2 separate regions of the Homo sapiens genome follow, and region 1 is linked to region 2. A link is a loop called in an ENCODE intact Hi-C map of the cell type or tissue named here. Cell type or tissue: natural killer cell. All regions are shown on one strand. Each heading gives the region's core, and the rest is flanking DNA. Links, peaks and the distances in the headings are about the cores only. Region 1 overlaps JADE1 (jade family PHD finger 1). Region 2 overlaps SCLT1 (sodium channel and clathrin linker 1).

Region 1 (5,385 bases), core at 249-5,248, 63 kb after region 2:
TCAGGAGGCCGCCACAGAGGTGGGCCAGGGTCTGCAGCTACACTCAGTGACTGCAGGTGGGAGGGTGGCCAACTCTCAAATGCCGTGTCAAGGAACATCTCACTAAGACTGCTAGGAGGTGTTGGCCTATGGAAAGAAGTTGCGATGCTAGACTTTGGGCAGAAAGGGTAGCGAGAGACAAACTGCAACCGCCTCACAGCTCAGGGGAACTTCTGAACTACCCTGTGACTGTGAAAGCTTGGGTTCTAGTTACACCGGATACAGTTAGCCTATTAAAGGTGTGTGTACTGGGGCTGGAGTCACCCCTTGGGAACCTCGTCCTGCTTCCTGGATTCTAGTCCCCTCTCCAAACCCTTGGACAGTTCACAGAGCCTTCCCTCATCCTGCTCCCCACCACGCAGGAAAGGAAAATGAAGCCATTCTTAGGAAGCTAATTACCTGTATAGAGGCCCCAAACTTCTCATTGCAGAGGCTGCACACTAGCGCCCACCGGCTGCTGGGAATGTGTGACACCTTGGTGATGGGCTCCATCTTCTCTGGGCTGCCAATGCTCACCTAAAGGTCGGAAAACAGCAAGACAGGGTGGCTCAGGTCGTCAAAGGCTGAACATGAATGTCAGAAACTAAAAGATCCATTACTTTCCTACATCTCTCCTACCAGACAGTGGCAAGGGGCACCCACTCAAAGCAAACCCTTACTTTAAAAGCCTCAGAACAGCCCCAGTGACAACTGAGCTCACAGCCCAGTCCCCATCTGACAGACATCCCTGTCTGTCAAAAACACTTAGATAACTGAGTTTTCACTTCTCACCGGAGCGTCTGATGACAAAGAGTCATGTACCAGGACAATGCCGTCTATAATCTCTAGCTCATAACAAATTGGTGAAGACTAAAAATCCATCTTAAATCGATTCAAATAGGTTGTCAACAACAGGGTAAGTAAATATAACCTGTTTTTAATCTCTCGCCAAAAAAAACCATTTTCTTCAGTCTGAAACATGACTACATTCAAGATGGGAAATTACAAAGATAAATAAGGTATCATCTCTGCATTCAGCCTGGATCACCGAATTGTATCCCATCAATACCAAACCACGAGACTCAGTGCTACCAAGACCCGAATCATGAAACCTCAATCCAAATCATCCTCAAATAATATTCCCCAAGAGGAAAATGTACCAAAATCACACCCAAAACATGCTGGAATTTGAATAGCAAATTATATTCTCACACTGAGCTATGCAAATTATATTAGTCAAGGTCTGAGACTAGAAATAAATTAGACCAGACCTGAAATTAAAAAGGTTGAGGCACAATAAGAGTTTAAATAAAAATCACCAAAGTATGCCTAAGAGTGGTGGTTTTTTAACCATGGTGGTGCCTCAACTCAAGTACAGCTTGCCACACACAGGATGTACAGCTGATCCTTGGGGAATGACACACCCAGGCCACAGCTGTTTAAGTGCTACAGGTCTGCTCCTGAGAGTGAGAGTCGCGATGGGAAGGCTCACTGTGATGGCTGGGTGACCACCACTAACTTCCAGTCCCAAGTGACTGCTGCTTCCAGCTAACATTTCCATGAATCTACATTCCATGACAAGATGAGAGTGTGCTTAAGATTCAGTTTTTCCTCAAGGAAAAAGGTAGCAACTAAAAGGTATCTTTTTACTCATAGCTGCAATGCTGCCTATTTATGCATGGTTCTCCACCCACCCACTAAATCCCAGTTAAAAGCCAGGACCTTCTGAGCTAAGGTGCTATTAAAAACCATGCTTGACCAGGCACAGTGGCTCACGCTTGTAATCCCAACACTTTGGAAAGCCAAGGAAAGAGGACTGCTTGATCCCAGGAGTTTGAGACCAGCCAGGTCAACAAAGTGAGATCCCCTCACTACAAAAAATAAAAAATAAGCTGGGCCTGGTAGCACATGCCTATAATCTCAGCTACTCAAAAGGCTGAGGTGGGAGGATCACTTGAGCCCAGCAGGTCAAGGCTGCAGTGAGCCATGATCCAGCTCACTGCACTCCAGCCTGGGCGACAGAGTTAAACTCTGTCTTAAAAAAAAGTAAAAACAACAAAAAAAGAACCACACGTACCTCAGGGATCCACAGAGCACAGCTAACGTGGACCCACTTGGTTCCGCTACGGGTGGGCTTCATAGCTCCACCCTTCTTCGGACACAGCAGACATTTTGGCTGAACCCCCAGGGCACATGTCCGGCACAGCCAGCTGCCCTCTGGTACCTTGAGGATTCCATAACAGGCCTGTGATGCCACGGCACATCCCAGAGGAATAGAGAGAAAGAGAAAATGTTATTTTTCCCATTATATCTATTCATTTTAAACACTTAGAAAGATTTTAACAGAACTACCACCAAAGCAGAGACGCTCCCACAGCTTCCTGGCTACGACCGTCTCCCCTCGGGAAAATGCCCGGCAGCCTCACAGGAGCATTTAGGAGGTGAATATGTATTCATAATAGAGGTGAGCTCTGCTGACACAATACATATTTATTTAGCAGAGGGTGGTCCTGGAAACTACTTGAGGACAGAAAGGTTTAAATGAAATCTGCTTTGCTGTGTTGCCGCAGAAACCCATCCATACCAAGTTTCTAAATATTGAGCAGTAAGTCCTCAGTAAGTCCTCGAAACACTCCACAGGGTTCCGTGAGAGAAGCTATTTCTCTACTTTACTGACAGAGGTGGGGTGGAATACAGAGTGTGGAGAAAAAGCATACAGCAGCTGAGAGAATCTCCCAAAGCTGCTGAATGAGATGGCAATGGAACAGGAGAGAAGCATGCACACTCCCTAGGCTAAGCAAACTCCATACCAACTAGATCCCAGCACTCTCCCAGTGAACAAAACAGGGCAGAAAAAGGAGACCTTCTACACAGGAAGAATGTCGTCTCCTTAGCTGGTATTTAAAACAAATTCAGCCTTTCAGAAATGGAGACAAAAAAAACAATTTAAATTAAAAAATAAAACAAAGCCTGTTTTGTACAAGATGGCAAAATTAAACAAGATGGCATAAACTGCAGAAATCAAGGCTATTACAACTAAAGTAATTAAGACAGTTCAAAGACAGAAAAGGTTAATGTTAAATAACTGAATAAATAAAAACCACGATGGTACCAGGAGCATATTCAGAGAGCCCTTTAAAAACCCAACTGTTCAGCACTTTATTCATAAATGACCTGGAAGTCAGGAAGTCGAGAGTCACAGTAGCATAGCTCTAATTCTTCAGACAGAAAAAACACAGCCACTATGCAATCTGAATACCCACGACGATGCAAAGAGGAAACCACAAGGATGAGAGTTGAGCAAAGAAAAGTCACACTTCAGATGGAAGCCTCAGAGTGCTGTTTGGGGGCCATAAATAAGCTACCGTCAACGCAGACTTACTAGAAAAAAATTTTTAATGGAGTTAAGTGACACTATAAAGGTTTCAAAACACTAAAGGTCTGTATCAGACATTCTACAGCCACATGTGAAGGAAGAAATTTTTTTCCTGGAAAAGCAGGTCTAAATTAATTTAGGAGATTACATAAAGTATGCCTTAAAGATAAGCCATGAAGGATTTCTCAAAGGAAAAATGAAGTAAATGTTGAGGAAAAGAGAAAAGGTGATATGGCAGAAAGAAGAGAAGGTGAGAAGGGGGCATCCAAAAGCCTTAAGTTACAACTCTGCCACACGTCCACCGTGAGAGCTTGCACAAGCCTGCCCTGACATCAGTTAACTCACTGATAACACAGGGGTTGACCAGTTTTCAAGCAGAAAGCTTTTACTCAAAAAAATTTTTCATGGGGAAAAAAATAGCAAGTAAAGACAAGAAAAAGACTGAGAAGTCAGCCAAGTAAATACATGAAGCACCAGCAACCAAAAAAGCAACACTGGTCATCAGGATGCTCATGTCACAGAACAAAGCCACCACAGGAATTCTCACTACCGTAAGGAGACTTCCCAGACAGTGTGAGATCCAGAGCAACAGACGGCGATGACTGAAGCAGGAGTCGCAGGTCTCCCTATCAAGGAGCCAGGACTGGGCCACAGCTGGGGAGGTCTTCAGACAGAGGGAAAGCCTAGGAGGTCACAAATTATGAAGCAAAGGGTAATCAAGAACTTCATGGAGCAAACGTGCTTCTTCTTCCCAAGAAGTCACCAAGCACCTATTCCATACAAGTCTTTCTTTTAAGTTTGCTTTAAATCTCAGCATCAACAGGTGAATTTAAAGAAAGTACTTCAGGATAGCCTTTTAAATCCTAAGAATATACGTGGGCACATGTCCCCACCCAAATCCAAATTTCTTCATTACTGCATTAAAAACTAAATAAAAAAGAGGCACTGAGATTGTCATAAACTTTTTAAGTTACCTAGCGCCCATCCTCCTGAAATCTAAGGGTTTCCCTTTCTGTGGATGGTAGCAAGCAATCACCAAAACCTACTGTCCTGTTTTTTAAGACAGGAAATCGTCTTCAGGAAAAGGGGCTGCTTTCCTCTAACAGCTCAGCTTATACCCTAACACATGCTCACAAATATGACGGCAAATTGTGTCCTCTAAAAGACATGTTGAAGTCCTAACTCCAAATATCTCAAAATGTGACCTTCTTTAGATTTAGAAGTAGTCATTGCAGATGTAATTATTTAAGATGAGCTCACTCTGAAGTAGGGTGGGTCTCTAGTCCCATACGACTGGTACCCTTCTAAGAAGACCGCCATGTGGACCGGGCACGGTGCCTCACACCTGTAATCCCAGCACTTTGGAAGGCCAAGGTGGGCGGATCATGAGGTCAGGAGTTCGAGACCAGCCTGGCCAACATAGTGAAACCCCATCTCTAGCCAGGTGTGGTGGCACACTCCTGCAGTCCCAGCTACTCGGGAGGCGGAGGAGGAAGAATCACTTGAACCCAGGAGGCGGAGGTTGCAGTGAGCCAAGACCACGCCATTGCACTCCAGCCATCTCAAAAAAAAAAAAAAAGAAGACCACCATGTGAAGACAGAGACACAGGGAGAACACACATGATGATGAAGGCAGCCGCGAGCCAAGGAATGCCCAAGATTGCCCAAATCACCATAAGCTACGAAGAGGCAAGGAAGGGCTCTCCTGCATGTTTCAGAGGAAGCACAGCACTGCCACCACCTCAATTCTGGACTTTTAGTTTCCAGAACCACAAGACAATACATTTTTGTTGTTTTAAGCACACACAGTCTGTAGTAATTTGTCTGTTCCACAGGGCAGCTGTAAGAAACTAATACAGCACACTAACCACCTTTTCAAAGGTTTGTTTTCTCAGTGTTCTTAATACCTAAATTTAAGTGTTACAGTAGGACAGAGGGGGCTCATACATTCTTTTTAAGTAAACTTGACTTTTATGGATAAGAATAAAACA
Region 2 (5,385 bases), core at 335-5,334:
GGGCAATATGACCATTTTAACAATATTGATTCTTCCTATCCATAGCATGGAATGTTTTTTCATTCATTTGTATCATCCCCAATTTCTTTGAGCAGTGTTCTGTTACTCTCATTGTAGAGATCTTTCCCCTCCCTGGTTAGCTATATTTGTATTTTATTCTTTTTGTGGCTTTTGTGAATGGGATTGTGTTCTTGATTTGGGTCTCTGCTTAGATGTCACTGATGTATAGAAATGCAATGGATTTTGGTACATTAATTTTGTATCCTGAAACTGCTGAAGTTATCAGATCTAAGAGCTTGTGGGCAGAGACTAATTGGTTTTCTAGGTCTAGAATTATATCATCCATAAACAGAGATAGTTTGACTTCCTCTCTACCTATTTGGATGCCTTTTACTTCTTTCTTTTGCCTCATTGCTCTGCCTAGGATTCCAGTACTATGTTGAATAGGGGTAGTGAGAGTGGGCATCCTTGTCTTGTTCCAGTTATCAGGGGGAATGCTTCCAGCTTTTGCCCATTCATTACAATGTTATCTGTGGGTCTATCATATATGGCTTTTATCATTTTGAGATATGTTCATTCAATGCCTAGTTTGTTGAGGGTTTTTAACATGAGGGGATATTGAATTTTATTAAAAGCCTTTTCTAGGCTGGGCACAGTGGCTTACGCCCAGCACTTTAGGAGGCCGAGGCAGGCAGATCACTTGAGGCTAGGACTTCAAGACCAGCCTGGCCAACATGGCAAAACCCCATCTCTACTAAAAATACAAAAATTAGCTGGGCGTGGTGGCGTGTGCCTGTAATTCCAGCTATTGGGGAGGCTGATGTATGAGAATCATTTGAACCTGGGAGGCCAAGGTTTCACTTAGCCGATATTGTGCCACTACACTCCAGCCCAGATGACAGAGGATCTGCATCTGTTGAGATGATAATGTGATTTTTGTTTTTAGTTCTGTTTATGTGGTGAATCACATTTCTTGATTTGTGTATGTTGAACCAACCTTGCATCCCAGGAATAAAGCTTACTTGATTGTGGCGGATCGTCTTTTTGATGTGCTGCTGGATTCAATTTGCTAGTATTTGTTGAGGACTTTTGCATCTATGATCATCAGGAATATTGGCCTGAAGTTTTCTTTTTTTCTTGTGTCTTTGTCAGATTTTGATATCAGGATGATTATGGCCTCATAGAATGAGTTAAAGAGAAGTCCCTTCTCCTCAATTTTTTGGAGTAGTCTCAGTAGGAATGGTATCAGCTCTTCTCTTACATCTGGTAGAATTTGGCTGTGAATCCTTCTGACCCTGGGATTTTTCTGGTTGATAGACTTTTATTATTGATTCAGTTTCTGAACTCACTATTGGTTTGTTCAGGGATTGAATTTCTTCCTAGTTCAATATTGGAAGGTTGTATGTTTCTAAGAATTTATCCATTTCTAGGTTTTCTGGTTTGTGTGCATAGAGATGTTCATAGTAGTCTCTGAGGTTATTTTTTTTTTGTATTTCTGTGGGGTTAATAGTAATATCCCCTTGTCATTATGATTATTTATTTGGATCTTTTCTTTTTCTTTATTAGTCTAGCTGGTGGTCTATCAATCTTATTCTTTCAAAAACCAACTTCTGGATTTGTTGATCTTTAGTATGGTTTTTTGCATCTCTATTTCCTTCAGTTCAACTCTGATTTTTGTTATTTATTGTCTTCTGCTAGCTCTGGGGTTGGTTTGCCTTGTTCCTCTAGGTGTGATGTTAAGTTGTTAATTTGAGGTCTTTCTAACTTTTTGAGGGCGTTTAGCACTATAAACTTCTGCTTAACACTGCTTTAGCTGTGTCCCCAAGATTCTGGTATGTTGTATCTTTGTTCTCATTAGTTTCAAATAATTTATTGGTTTCTGCCTTAGTTTTATAGTTTCCCCAAAAGTCATTCAGGGGCAGGTTGTTTAATTTCCATTAATCATATGATTATGAGCAATTTCCTTAGTATTGATTTTTATTTTTATTGCACTGTGGTCCAAGAGTGTGTTTAGTATGATTTTTTTTTTTAATTTGCTGAGGATTGTTTTGCAGCTGATTGTGGTCAATTTTAGAGTATGTGCCATGTGCAGATGAGAAGAATGTATATTCTGTTTGTTTTGGGTGGAGAGGTCTATAAATATCTGTTAGGCCAATTTAGTCAAATGTCCTGTGCAGATCCTGAATATCTTTGCTAGTTTTCTGATTTGATCATCTGCCTAATACTGTCAGTGGCATGTTGAAATCTCCCACTATTATTGTGTGCTTATCTAAGTCTCTTTGTAGGTCTCTAAGAATTTGCCTTATGAACCTGGGTGCTCCTGTGCTAGATGCATATATATTTAGGATAGTTAGGTCTTCTTGTTGAATTGAACCTTTTACCATTATGTAATGTTATTCTTTGTCTTTTTTGATCATTATGGGTTTAAAGACTGTTTTGTCTGAAATTAGAATAGCAATCCCTGCTTTGTTCTGTTTTCCATTTGGTTTTTCTCTTTTCCTTTATTTTGAGCCTACGGGTATGTTTGCATGTGAGATGGGTTCCTTGTAGATCACATACAGTTGGGTCTTGCTTCTTCATCCAACTTGCCACTCTATGCCGTTTAATTTGGAGCATTTAGCCTATTTACATTCAAGGTTAATATTGGTATGTGGAGGTTTGATCCTAGATCATACATTTGGTCTCTTTACATAATCCTATATTTCTCAGAAGCTTTATTCATTCTTCTCTGTTGTTTTTTCTTTGTTTTTATCTGAGTTATTTCAGAGAAACCAGTCTTCAAACTCTGAGATTCTTTCCTCAGGTTGGTTGATTGCACTGTTAATACTTGTGATTGATTGTATTATGAAATTCTTGAAGTGAGTTTTCCTGCTCTATCAGTTCAGTTTGGTCCTTTCTTAGAGTGATCATTTTGTGTTTTATGTCCTGTACCATTTTATTGTATTCCTTAGTTTCAAAGTTTGTTTCTGACCACTCCAATATCTGTCATCAGACAGATCTGTTTCTTTTGGTTCCTAAGCATCTTATCTGGTTTCTCTATCTATTTATTAGTAATTGCCATTGAAAATTTTTGTTGTAAAGCTTCCATAGAGAATCTTTGCCTTTGCCTCTTCTGGGTGCCTGAGAGCACTACTGGGTGTGAGAACTTCAACTAAGGGTGGGGTTTCTGGGCTTTGTTAATTTTGAGGTGTATCTGTGGTCTGTGGCCACAGAAGAATACGTTTTTTCTTCTGCTTTGTTCATAACCAAAGTAGCTTCCCTGTAGTCCTGTGACTTTGAGAGAAGTGGCATGCTTTCAGATATGGTTCACTTTAACCTTGAAGTGATGCTCTTTTGGGATGCCAGATCAACGATGGAGAGGATCTCTCCACCACACCCCTTTCTCTCAGTGGTAACAGGGTCAGATCCCAAGTGTGCAGTATTGTAAATGCCATCCAGGAAAGAGGAAGTATTGGTGCTCCAAGATTCTGTTAGCTTTTCTCATTATAAGCTTTCATTCAGAAGTTGTCTTGGAACATTTTCACTATATTTTCCTCTGTTTGATGCTTTTACAGAGTTGTGGAGTTTTTACTGAATTGATTAATCTGAATAACTTAGTATACCTTTACTAGATCCAAACATATATTCTTTAAAAGTATCCCACCTCACTTAGCACAGTAATCGAGAACTTGGCTTCCAATAATTATTGTCCCATACAGAGTTTACATATGTCTGTGGTCAATTACAGCATCCTGGAAATTGAAATGGACTGTGGCTATAAAATAAATTATCAGAACTATTGCTGGGGATTAGTATCAGGATCATTAAAACCAATGTGGCACTTAAATAATACATAATAATTAAGAAACAGTAGTTGATCTTAATATTATTTCTTGACTAAAATCAATATGTTGTGTACCATTATATTTTAACTATATTACTTTGTGTGAGATGGTGAGGCCAGATGCAGATCAAGAGAGAGAAAATGGAAAGAGTTTTACAGTTTGTTATGCTCACAGTTCCCTGGACAAACACAGCACACCACACAGGACCACTCGAGAAGCACTGGGGTCAGTCACGAGGTAGAAGGTGAAGGGGGCAACTGTGAGCACACATTTTATTGTGGTTTTTACAGAAAGGAACAGGTGACGCCATGGTGAACAAGTTTTAGATTGGCTGATGTGAACAAGTTCAGTGGGCTCCACGGCGTAGTGGCTGTTTCTGGTTTGGTTGGTTGGTTGGTTGGTTTTTTCTGGTTCCTGGCCCTAGAGTGATTACGGCAGATGTAGTGGCCCAGAATGTGACAGCCCAATAAGGGAAGTGGTTGGAGTTGTACACTCAGCTTCTCAAAACAGGAACTGACCAGCCTCTTTGCCAGGGTCTCAGAACTAAGTCAAGACATTTAAGTCTTGACAAGTCAGAACTAAGTCAAGACGTATAACTATACTATACCTTGAAGCAACTTATAGTATAGGAACCTAAGCCTATGATACAAGGACACATTGCTCTAATGGACCAAAAGTGCCTAACTTTGATTTGTTTTTACACTGTGTTGAAACGGTAGATGAAAAAGTAAGTGTCTGTTGCATTGGCTGAAATCTTCAAAACATCTTGAAAAAATGTACCGTAATTTTTAACTATGTTTCTTCCTTAATGATGGACTGCCTGTGCTGAGGATGTCCTGTAAAGACTTCAAGTCTTTTAGCTTTTTCGTCAGTCAGTATGCTTTGGTGATTAGAAACTGTAAATCTACTCAGAGAAAGCTTCTGCCACTTGGCAGATATTTTGGGTCAAGTATAAGAGAAAGGCAGTGCTACTCCTTTATTGGTTTCATTACATTTGATTTTCCCATTGTTTTCAGAACAAAAAAAAGTAACAAATCAATTTGGTTTAATGTCATTTTTGTGTTAAAAATAACATGTAGACTATTAAAATGATATATATTAACTGCAATAATAGAAGCTCATTAATATTTTATATACTTGCTTTAACGTATTCATACACTTACCTGAAAATACCCAAATCTGCTCTGATTCAGAATTTTAGTATCCCTGTAAAAGTGTTCAGCAGTATTATTAGCATCTTGGCTGTCCATCTTTTCACTCTATCAAGTTCAGAATTATACCTTGCAATTTAAAATGTCTAATACTTCAGTCTGCAGATGTATACAAATGGATCCAGAAACAAAAGCAGATCCCTTAAAACTCAGTTTAATTTATATGACAACTGAGTGACCATTCTTCTCCAAGCATTCTGCTAAATGCTAGAAACACAAGATGAATAAGGCTTTGCCACTAAGAACTTATTCTGTCCCATTGCCTATCTTTGTTTCTCCTAGCATTCATCACTGTCAGTAATTATGTTTTATACTTGTTTCATTACATGTTTTAAAACAGTCTGTCTTTC

Evidence for each region. Peaks named below come from ENCODE experiments on the same cell type or tissue, not always from the same donor. Only the 100,000 strongest peaks of a DNase experiment are listed, where the experiment ranks them.
Region 1: a loop joins it to region 2, with 6 times the contacts of the local background. A loop is called at or near these places in 1 of 110 quality-filtered maps.

The regions. Positions count from the first base shown.
Region 1 is chr4:128,852,508-128,857,892 of GRCh38, reverse strand. It overlaps JADE1 (jade family PHD finger 1), which reads right to left. Exons shown (of 11, transcript NM_199320.4): 7 at 2,096-2,263; 8 at 439-555. Among named protein-coding and RNA genes, the nearest start is that of JADE1, 46 kb to the right of the region's middle. In natural killer cell, for the core only: no CTCF peak of the experiment used is centred there; a DNase peak (open chromatin) is centred at 3,302; H3K27ac peaks cover 2,532 bases.
Region 2 is chr4:128,915,843-128,921,227 of GRCh38, reverse strand. All of the region lies in intron 18 of SCLT1 (sodium channel and clathrin linker 1), which reads left to right. Among named protein-coding and RNA genes, the nearest start is that of JADE1, 110 kb to the right of the region's middle. RefSeq lists an enhancer at 4,007-4,056. In natural killer cell, for the core only: no CTCF peak of the experiment used is centred there; DNase peaks (open chromatin) are centred at 3,197 and 4,187; H3K27ac peaks cover 3,715 bases.